Regions from separate parts of the Homo sapiens genome. Here region 2 is linked to region 1. Evidence: chromatin loops called from intact Hi-C (ENCODE). Cell type or tissue: psoas muscle. All regions are shown on one strand. Each heading gives the region's core, and the rest is flanking DNA. Links, peaks and the distances in the headings are about the cores only.

Region 1 (5,383 bases), core at 220-5,219:
AACTGCCTCCTGCCAATGCAATCAAGGAGAACTGCAGGGCTCCATGAGCAGAAAAGACACAGCTGAGTCCTCTGCAGTGGCTGGGCCTGGAAGCCGGGGGTGACCGTGACGGTGTGTTGTGTGAGCACTTCCAGATATCCTGGCATGTCCACAGGACACGGAATGAGGGTTCCAGCACATCTTACTGGATCCTAAGTGGAAGGGTGACTTCAGTTGGCCTTTGGATTACAGTAACAGTGGGTAAGAGAAAACATGTTTAGATCCCTAGGCTTTAAACATCTAATCAATGGTATTTTGAGGCTGATTTCTAAAGAATAATCTCGATTGTCTTATGATATCCTGGCCATGCTTCAACACTGTCAGTTATTTACTTATTTATTTATTTTTTGAGACAGGGTCTTGCTCAGTCACCCAGTCTGGAGTGCAGTGGTGTGATCTTGGCTTACTGCAGCCTGGACCTCCTGGGCTCCAGTGATCCTCCCACCTCAGCCTCCCGAGTAGCTGGGACTACAGGTGCACGCCACCATGCCGGGCTAATTTTTTTGTATTTTTAGTAGAGACAGGGTTTTGTCGTGTTGCCCAGGCTGGTCTTGAATTCCTGGGCTTAAACTACCCACCCGCCTTAGCCTCCCAGTGCTGGGATTACAGGCATGAGCCCCCACACCTGACCCACTGTCAATTATTTATCTAGGTTTTTCCCTTGAGAAAATTTGCTTGAGCTTAAATTATCAACTGTCACAACTTCCTTGAATTCTACTTCCCAAGATTTTGCAGAGTTTTTCTATCTCATTGGTTTGTTTAACGTATTTTTTTGAGAGATGGGGTCTTGCTATGTTGCCCAGTCTGGCCTCAAACTCCAAGACTCAAGGGGTCCTCCGACCTCAGCCTCCCAGATAGCTGGGACTACAGGTGCATGCCACCATGCCTGGCTTATTTTACTGGATTTTAGAACATGTTTGGCCACAAATATATTATAGGTGATTGTTGTGTATGAGGGACTTTAGGCTTTCAGAATTGGTACACCCAATGTTCACTGTTTCACCCTTTGAGAGTTATAGTGCTGTGGATTGTGGGAACACAAACAGGATGTCCTTCTTCCATTCCATCCTTCCCCTCCTCATCCTCAGAAGCCTCTGCGCTAAGTGGTGGCTTGGCAGAGCCTGCCATGGAGAGGTAGTTTGAGGGCTACTTCTGTAGAAGGTTCTTATGCATCTCTCGTTCCTAACAATGAAGGAAAAGAGTATTTGAAGCAGGACAGCAGGAAGCCAAGCCTGGGGAAGACCTGGCTGGCATTTAGATTTCCATTTGAAAATGCATATATTTTTTGGAAAAGTGTGACCTTGTCAATAATTACTAACCCCTGTAGTTATCAATTAATCCTTTTCTGGGGTCAGTGGAAATCAGCTCAGAGTAATAAACAGACTGACAAGAAAGGAAGATGAGTGGGTGGGAGGTGGGAGTTCACATGGCAGGAAAGGGTTGGGGTGAGTCCAAAGTCACCATTCCTGTCGTTTTCCAGCTAGCCCTAGACCTGATTCTCACTGGTTACCAAGCTGGGGAAAGCCGGGTGGCACCGGTAACCAGAGGCTGGTGCCCCAGGCTGGAAAAAGCCCAGTTGATCACTGCAGGTTCTTGGCAAGTTCTGTAACTGAACATCTGCAGGCTTTGATCTCTCCATCTGTACTTGGCATATAACATTACTATGCACGCACTCTAGCATGACATTGTGAAAATTAACTAACAGGTGATAAGAGAATTTTGAGATCCTTTAATTAAAAGGTCCCTCATAAATATTCACATAAAATGCCATCAGTACTGTTTATAACAGGACTGAGAAAAAAAAAACCCAGGACTGGGAATCTAGTTATTTCACTATTTCTATTTGCTATTCTACTTATCTCAAATTCTCTCCCTGATGAACGCCCCAACATCACAAAACAAATACTGTCCCTTCTACTCTCTTGTTGCAAGTAAAGAAATCGGACAATAGTGTTTGAGTTTGGCATTTTGGAATCATTTCAGAGAATCTTCATATTCTACCTATAAAGAATGATTTTCAAAGACAGTGAAATAAAATCATCTTTGGTAAAGAACAATTTGTGGCCAGAGAAGCAACAGGACGAGGATCCTGAGACAATGACACAATGCATCTTCATCTGTAAAAGAAATGGCTCCAGGTGTCCAAAGCAGCTGCCGAATGGTCTCAAAACCACTTTCTCTACTGGGTTTTCTTACTATAGGCAATTCTACATAAGACAAATCTGCCACTGTCACATTTCCTGGTCAGCCACCTCTGTATTGCTTGCACGGACCCGGCTCCATATAAACACTACCCTCAGACTTGACTGACATAGCATACATGCTCGGCCCCAAATGTATTCCATTTGATTTTTCAATTTGTAAACCACCCAGGAAACATGTCAGATAGAGATGAAAAGTGAGGTGTTTACAAACTGGCAATGAAATATGATATTTATCCTGTCAGCTGAAATGAGTCTGACAGATGTATTTTTTTGTTAAAATTAAAATTGTGAGCCATATCACATTACCCTCATGATGCCGCCAGATGCACAGCGTATGTCTGACAAAGAGGCACCCCTGTGGTCATTTGAGCCAGGCTGCAGGTTCCAACAATTCATGACACAGGAGCTTGTGACAAGGCCTTGCGTGAGAAGGGGGAGCCACCCAAGCACTGAATACACAGACGCAGACTCGTGCAACTGCTATGGAAATGATTCTTTTCTATCTTTCTCTGCCCACAACATCTTCGCTATCAGGGAAGAGCTCTGGAAAGGAAATGAATGGAGCCCATCATCTTTGATTTCGGTCTGCCAAAAAAATAGAGTCCATCCGTCTTTGATTTTGGTCTGCAAAGAAAAAACAAAAAAGGGAGTCCGTGGTCTTTCATTTTGGTCTGCAAAAATAGTTCTCATCTCAGGCTGGCAGACCAAGGACATAAGCTTGGGAGTGTAGCAGTTGCCACTCTGCTCTCTGGGACTCTTCTCACTGGACTCACACAACTCCAAGCAGAAGTGACCAGAAACAGACAAGAAGCACACAGGAGAGAACCTATGGGGCTCTATCCAGGGCAAGCTCCTCTGGGTTTTTTCAGGGTGCTCGTGTGCAGAGTTCATGAGTGCTCCTTATCACTGAGCAGTGGGCTGGTGGCTCCTGGTGTGAAAACAACCCCGTCAGCCATGCCGGGGAAAACACCCCTGTCAGCCACGCCGGGGAGAGGAATCTCTCAGCAGCCTTGATGGTTGGGCTTCTGGAAGGCTTTGTGGCACAGTGGTGGAGCTGGGCATGTGAGAATTCTCTATCAAGGGGCCCTGGGGCTCCATGAGGGTTTGCATTCCCGTCTTTCATACCTTTCCTTTAGGAACCAGTACTTGGTTCTTTCTCACAGGGGCCTAAGCCCTGCCTTATCCCATTGTAAGAATGAATCCCAGTCCAACTGTGTCCTTTGACGTCACCTTGTCTGCACCCTGAGGAGTTGGTCTAATCTGGGTATGTCTCCCTGGAGTGTGACCAAATGCACACCAATGCCGCTCCTTCATTTTTACGTCAGTTCTACGTGTGCACGTGAAGTCTCAGGAAGTCACCGAGATTTTCATATGACTGTCCACAAAAATTAGACAGGAAAACAATGGAGGAAAAAAAAGAAATCAAGAAAATTGCTGAATGCTATCTATGTACCCTGCACTTTTGGGAAGGAGTTTTACAGATGGTAATCCCTCCTTGTATTGTTATCTGTAAGATTTTAGAAAATAAGAAAACAAGACACAACAAACACAGTATGATAGGCTTCATAAACAATAAAGAAATCGAATAAATGAAACCCCACCAACTGGCAGCCTGACTCCTATGAAAACACACTTTTGCAACTTAAAGGGGCAAATGGGCCTGGAACTCTCCACCTGAGCAGGTCTGAATGGGCTCACGATGAAAGCTTCCAAAGAGAGAGAGAGAAGAAGCAGTTATTGGTACAGAGGAATATGTGATGGCGTAAGCCAGGACACGCTAAACAACTGGCCCAAATGACGCCTGCATTACACAGATAATAACAATAGAACAATGCCTGACAAATCTAGTGTTACGGGCTGAGTGGTGTCCCCCCACTAATTCATATGATGATGTCCTTACCCTAAGTACTTCAGAATGTGACCTTATTTGGAAATAGGGTTGTTGCAGATGTAATTGGTTAAGATGAGGTCGTACTGCAGTAGGGAGGGCCCCTGGTCCTGTACGACTAGGTGTCCCTATGGAAAGGGGAAATGTAGACACAGAGACAGACACACAGGGAGAAACCACGTGAACATAAAGACGGAGTATGATGCATTTACAAGCCACGAAACACCAGATTACCAGCAACCCTCAAGAAGTCAGGAGGGAGTCTCAGAAGAGATTCTTCCCTTGGGCCATCTGAGGGAGCGTGGCCTTGCCCATGCCTAGACTTTTTTTTTTTTTTTTTTTTTTTTTTTTTTTTGAGATGGAGTCTCGCTCTCTCACCAGGCTGCAGTGCAGTGGCGCGATCTCGGCTTACTGCAACTTCTGCCTCCCAGGTTCAAGCGATTCTCCTGCCTCAGCCTCCCGAGTAGCTGGGACTACAGGCGCACGCCACCATGCCCGGCTAATTTTTTGTATTTTTAGTAGAGACGGGGTTTCACCATGTTGGCCAGGATGGTCTCGATCTCCCACCTCGGCCAGATCATGTGCTGGGATTACAGGCGTGAGCCACCGCGCCCAGCCTACGCCTTGACTTCTAACCTCCAGAACTATGAAAGAATAGGCTTCTGTTGTTTAAGCCACTAACTTTGTGTTATTTTGTTCCAGCAGCCCTAGCTGACGAATACACCTACAAAACAGAATAAGGAAGCTCAAGCTTTGAAGGACAGAAAGGAAAGGATCGTGATGAGTATAAAATTAGGAACAGAGATAACAGAAAATTTATTGAACTGAAATAGAATTTTGGCACGAACATCATGAGAATCCAGAGAAAGCCACTCACTCAGTGGTGGGTGACTTCCCATGCCCGAACTCCCCTACATATGCATGTCTGTCACCTTAAAGAAATAGAAAGGCCAAGGCAAAGCTTTAAAGTGATCACAGGTAAAGAGAGCTGGTATTTAATGACATGGAATACTAATTAGATTTCTCTCCTTAGACTTTGGAGGAGGGGAGGATGGGGTGGAAAAGCTATGACAAGGCCAAGAGAAGGTACTTGCCCAGGGTCATTTTGCTCTTTGAAGGCAGAGAAGGATATTTTCAGACTTAGAAAAATTGACCAATTAAAAATATGAAAAGTGTGTCACATAGAAATGTATCCATTTTGCCACTGTAGGAAACAAAACTAGACAGAGATTTATAAGGACATACTTGAGAA
Region 2 (5,383 bases), core at 255-5,254, 320 kb after region 1:
GTGTGTGAGGCTTAGAGGCAGACAGGCCTGGATTCAAATGAGACTTGGCTACTTAATGTGAGATGCTGAATACAACACTCAACAATGTAAAATTTTAATTTTTTCATTTGCAAAATTGGGATGATAATATCACATGGAATTGTCTGAGTATTAAAGGAGATCAGCCATGTAAAGTGTTTGGCAGGGCATTACTTGCTGAGGGTCCTATTGAGGTCCAACTATAGTCTGACCTCATTCCCTTTTCTGGGTCATCCAAGTTTCTCTTCTTGGTTCCCTTCACTCCCTCAGCACAGGGAGAGACACCCCACACCCAGGTTAGCTACTAGAAGTAAGGCTAACGCCACTTAACCTGCAGCTTCCCTTCTCTCTGTTGTTCTTAGGGGAATAGGAAGTCCTTTTAGCTTGGCTGACCTCATGCAGGGAGAGCTATGAGACAGGGAGAGTCTACCTGTCTAATGTGCCCAGATTATCCTTCAAGGAGAGGTGTTGGTCTTGAGCATTATATTCTCCTTTAAGAGCTAGGACTTGGTAGGTGTCCATTTCTCCTTTCTCTCACCTTCCATATTTAATTGTGTGTTCATTCCAAGTACCTTATTTTCTTTGGCGAATGTTTCTTAGGAAGAGGAAAGAGTGTTCATGTCAGAGCACCAGCACAGATTGGGGGCACTACTCTTTGGAATGAGGGGCTGGCTAATCCCATCCATGGCTGGCTCAGCCCCTAGAGGGTGGCAGGAAAGAGAATCAGCTGGAATCATGTAAACACTCAGGCGCCAATCGCCTCATCCAAGAAACTGCTATGAATGTCAAGTGCATCATATTTGCTGAGGCAGGATCAGAGACCAGCCAAACTCTAGGCCATGCCAGCGGAAGGATGAAATAATACTGTTGTTTCCCCTGCTCATTAACATCTGGTTTTTCTGAGGTGACATTTGTCTTAGTGATCGAGGGAAATAAATATGTCTTTGGCCTTCTCTGGCGCTTCATATCAAGCTTGGTTTTACAACAGAAGAGCCCAGAGTTATTCTAATAGAGTATCTATATCAACATAGATGCCAGAAACAAAAATTCATGAGTCAGGGCCTGCGGTTATGTGAGCATGAACACTGGGTCCTATTTGGCATCTGGGCCTCCAGCATGGTCAAGAATCCTGCCCTTTCCAGGATAGCTGAAGGAATGGCCGTGACCAGCTGCCTCTTGGAAATTCTGATCTAGCTTCCTGAGAATTTGCACAGCCGCTAGGGCAGCAATTTTACCCTGGGACACGCTTCTGAGCTCAACTGTCTTTTTTTTGAATACAGTATATGATTCTAGCTGAGGACTCAACCACCAGGCCCAGGGCCAGCGATGATCCTATTTCCGTTAGGAAGAGTCAGGAACACTTTGCCTTTAATCCTGTCTCAGATAACATTCAAATGCTTTAACCCATAAAAATAAATTCAATTCTTTGAGGTCTAATGTGTGTCTGTGTGTTTATATATAGACGATTGGAGCTATATTTCATTATTGGCCTTAGTAGAAAAAGCAAGGGCTAAATGTCTGTAAGATGAAGCCTATAAAGCCGTTTTACTCATTTATTTATTTTCACTTTTTTTTTTTTTTTTTTTAGAGACAGGGTCAGTCTTGCTCTGTGACCCAGGCTGGAGTGCAGTAGCGTGATCATAGCTCACTGCAGCCTCAAACTCCTGGACTCAAGCCATTTCCCACTTTAACTTCTCTGTAGCTAGGACTACAGGGGTGCACCACCATGCCTGGCTAATTTTTATTTTTAATTTTAGTAGAGACAGGGCCCCCTTGTGTTGCCCAGGCTGGTCTCAAACTCCCAGACTCAAGCAATCCTCCCGCCTCCACCTCCCAAAGCGCTGGGATTTACAGGCATGAGCCACGGCACCCAGCTTCATTTTAAAACCTATAATTATCTTGATAATTTGGGGGGAAATGCATTAAGATTCAGTAAAATAATGAGATAGATTTTTAAAATTCTAAAGACAGTATTTGGATTTATAATTATAAATACCATTCAAGCAGGCCTAACATTCTCAATTAGCAAAACGTAAGAAAACAATTTCTGATGCTTTTGATCCAGATCTTGAATGAAGAGACTTGTCTTCCACAGAATGGGGCTTGGGTTTGTCAGAAGAGATGTTGTAGGGACATTGACTATGGCAAAGCCCATAATTTACGAATTTGTCCAAAGCACCACGTGGTGAATAGGTAAATACTGCTCCAGTACCCCCAGGGAGAAATAATGCAATGAGTTAAATTTCTTAAGAGAAGTCAAGCGAAAACCCTTTTTATCTCTAGTTTTTAAATGGTTTTTCTAATCTGCATGCATATATATATATATATATATATATATATATATATATATATATTTTGTGCCTTAGTAAATATAGCATAGTGAACATAAGCAACCATTTCTTAGGCAAGCCAGAATCTGAAAGTGTTTTAAGGTCATCCTTTAAAAAAAATCAGCGCCCGTATGTGGAAAATCAACCTTGTAGGTTAGTAGTGGCTGAAAGTTCAGAGATATTCACAAACTCAGCGTTTGTTACCTGTGTGTTTTTAACAAGTCTCTGTTTTTATATAGCTTACCCCTTAATGATAAAAACTGCGTGCACAAAAATTTCCTTAAGTTGATGGTACTGGTTGATCAAGTTATAGTTAATAAAAGTAAATGTATACATATATTTATTTAAATAACTATATTTTACTTTTTATAAATATATGTACTATTTAATTATAAATATATATGTTTATATACTTATTTATTTATGATTACTCCCTTTTATAACATTCAGAGTGTGCTTTGTCATTCAAACCTTTTTCTGTCCCCACCACGGGGGTTGTGAGCTGCCCGAGGGCAGCAGTGAACTTGCACAGGGCTTTGTATCCTGAATGCCTAGTTGGGTGCTCCTTATGACTGTGGATTTAAAGCTGTGGTTCTCAACCTTGGCTGCACCTTGGAATCCTCAATCGAGCTTTCACAAACACTGATGCCAAGAAAGCTGGTTTAATTGGTGTATAGAAAGTTCTGGGTATTGGGAATTTTAAGAGTTCCCCAGATGATTCTAATATGCAATCAATGTCGGGAACCACGGATTTCAGGAATCAAGTATCCAGCCGCAGAAGTGGCAGCATCACCTCTCTGAGACGCCAGAGGGCAGACAGGCAGCCAGAAGAAGGCAGTGGGTAACACAAAGGCACTTCTGGATTGGCCTGAAACCACATGGGACGTGCTCACTCCCAGCAGAGCGGCCTGGTGTGATAATAGTGTCATGGGAATTTTTCTGGCCTGCTAGTCACAGGTAGTTGAGATGTGTGAAAGGAAGTGTTTGAAGGTATTAGAAAGCTTCAGAACTTAACTTCTTCTCTGCCATTGGTTTCCAAACTATCACATAAATAATTCACAAAAAGAGACATAAATGAATAAGGAATATATGGAAAATGTTTAGCTTTAGTAGTAATCATTTCAGTGCAAATCAACATTAAAATTATTTTAATGATATTGAGGGTTCACAGGGATAGAGTGAAATTGGTCTTCAATTGACAGAATCCATTGGGCAGCATGGATCAAGAACTATAAAAATGTTCTTATCCTTTGACTCCATAATTCCTTTCTGAGAGTCTATTATAAGGAAACAATTCACAATATGGGAAAACCTACTTGGAAAAAGATGTTCATCATGGTTATTGCTAACAGTGCAATATCAGAAGCAGTCAAAGTATTAAACAACATGAGAAAAATTAAAAAAAATTATATATATATATATATATATATATATATATACACACACATACATATATACACGTATTTTGAGACAGAGTCTTGCTCTGTCACCCAGGCTGGAAGTGCAGTGGTGCATTCTTGGCTCACTGCAACCTCTGCCTCCCAGACTCAAGCAATCCTCCTGCCTTAGCCTCCCAAGTAACTGGAACTACAGGTGTGTGCCACCATGCCTGGCTAATTTTTGTATCTTTTATGTACAGATGGGGTTTCTCCATGCTGCCCAGGCTGATCTTGAACTCCTGGGCTCCAGTGATCCGCCTGCCTCAGCCTCCCAAAGTGTTGGGATTACAGGCATGAGCCATCACACCCAGCCTAAAAATATACATTATATCCATTGGGTGGAATATTATGCAGCAATTATGACAATAGATAGAAATGAAAATTGTGTTATTCACAGAAATGTTTATGCTCATTATGATACAGTGCTGTTTGTAAACTATTACTTCAATTGGGTTTTTGAAAAGGCCACTTGAGATATCTTCAATCCCAAAGTACTCCTCTCCTGGAAGGAATGCTGTTACGGTGCACCACACATTTGCTTTCTTTTTTTTTTTTTTTTTTTTGAGACGGAGTCTCGCTCTGTCGCCCAGGCTGGAGTGCAGTGGCGGGATCTCGGCTCACTGCAAGCTCCGCCTCCCGGGTTCACGCCATTCTCCTGCCTCAGCCTCCCAAGTAGCTGGGACTACAGGCGCCCGCCACTACGCCCGGCTAATTTTTTGTATTTTTTTAAGTAGAGACGGGGTTTCACCGTTTTAGCCGGGATGGTCTCGATCTCCTGACCTCGTGATCCGCCCGCCTCGGCCTCCCAAAGTGCTGGGATTACAGGCGTGAGCCACCGCGCCCGGCCCACACATTTGCTTTCTATGTTGGCTGGCCTCTCATAGCTTCAGGTCTTTCATCTAAAGCACCTATCCTTGGAAATAGCTGCTGGTCCTTTTCATCAGAGGTTGCCATGGGTACAGACATTTTTTCTTTTTTAACTAACTATCTTGCACGCCTTTAAAGAGCCAGATATCAATGAGAGGGAAAGGCAATTAAATACAGTGAAAATTCTTTCTGTATATTGCACACAGGAGAAATGAGAAGCCCATTCCATTCATCTTTTAGGTGATCTATTCCTGGGGTTTCATCCCCTTAATTTGAGATTTCTGGATGTTCTTAAAGAGCCTTGCTGACTACCTTAACGAGCAAGTTGAGGGTAGAGCTTGTTACCGACAGATCAGAATCTCCAGCTTGAGTAATGCTAAAAATAATCAAACAGGAAATGGGTGTACAGAGGGGGAATTGCTACAAAATGAATAAGAATTATCTTGAAAATTCATCTGTGAGAATTCCAGGACTTGTATGGATACTGGAGCTTTGGGGTTTCTTCCAAACAGTTATGCATGAGAAAGCAAATCTGTTGCTCAATACAGAGGCTGCGGTTCATTTTCCTGCTAGTGAACATAGGCAATGCCTTTGGATTCTACAGCGAGCTGTGCCACAACCAGGTAATTAACACAGAGTGATATAAATACGGATTAAGTTGTGGTATAGTACTTGTCATCTATTAGTAACTTATGATGAAAAGTTATTAAACCATTATTTTTAAATGAT

The links. Hi-C counts contacts between places; a loop is a spot of excess contacts. Peaks named below come from ENCODE experiments on the same cell type or tissue, not always from the same donor. Only the 100,000 strongest peaks of a DNase experiment are listed, where the experiment ranks them.
Region 2: a loop joins it to region 1, with 2.2 times the contacts of the local background. A loop is called at or near these places in 1 of 110 quality-filtered maps.

The regions. Positions count from the first base shown.
Region 1 is chr6:17,481,611-17,486,993 of GRCh38, reverse strand. The region is part of intron 4 of CAP2 (cyclase associated actin cytoskeleton regulatory protein 2); the gene reads right to left. Among named protein-coding and RNA genes, the nearest start is that of CAP2, 91 kb to the right of the region's middle. In psoas muscle, for the core only: no CTCF peak of the experiment used is centred there; DNase peaks (open chromatin) are centred at 2,633 and 3,223; H3K4me3 peaks cover 843 bases; H3K27ac peaks cover 4,902 bases.
Region 2 is chr6:17,165,331-17,170,713 of GRCh38, reverse strand. No RefSeq gene overlaps it. Among named protein-coding and RNA genes, the nearest start is that of STMND1, 66 kb to the right of the region's middle. In psoas muscle, for the core only: a CTCF peak has its summit at 3,126 (motif pointing right); DNase peaks (open chromatin) are centred at 1,293 and 3,193; H3K4me3 peaks cover 2,094 bases; H3K27ac peaks cover 3,372 bases.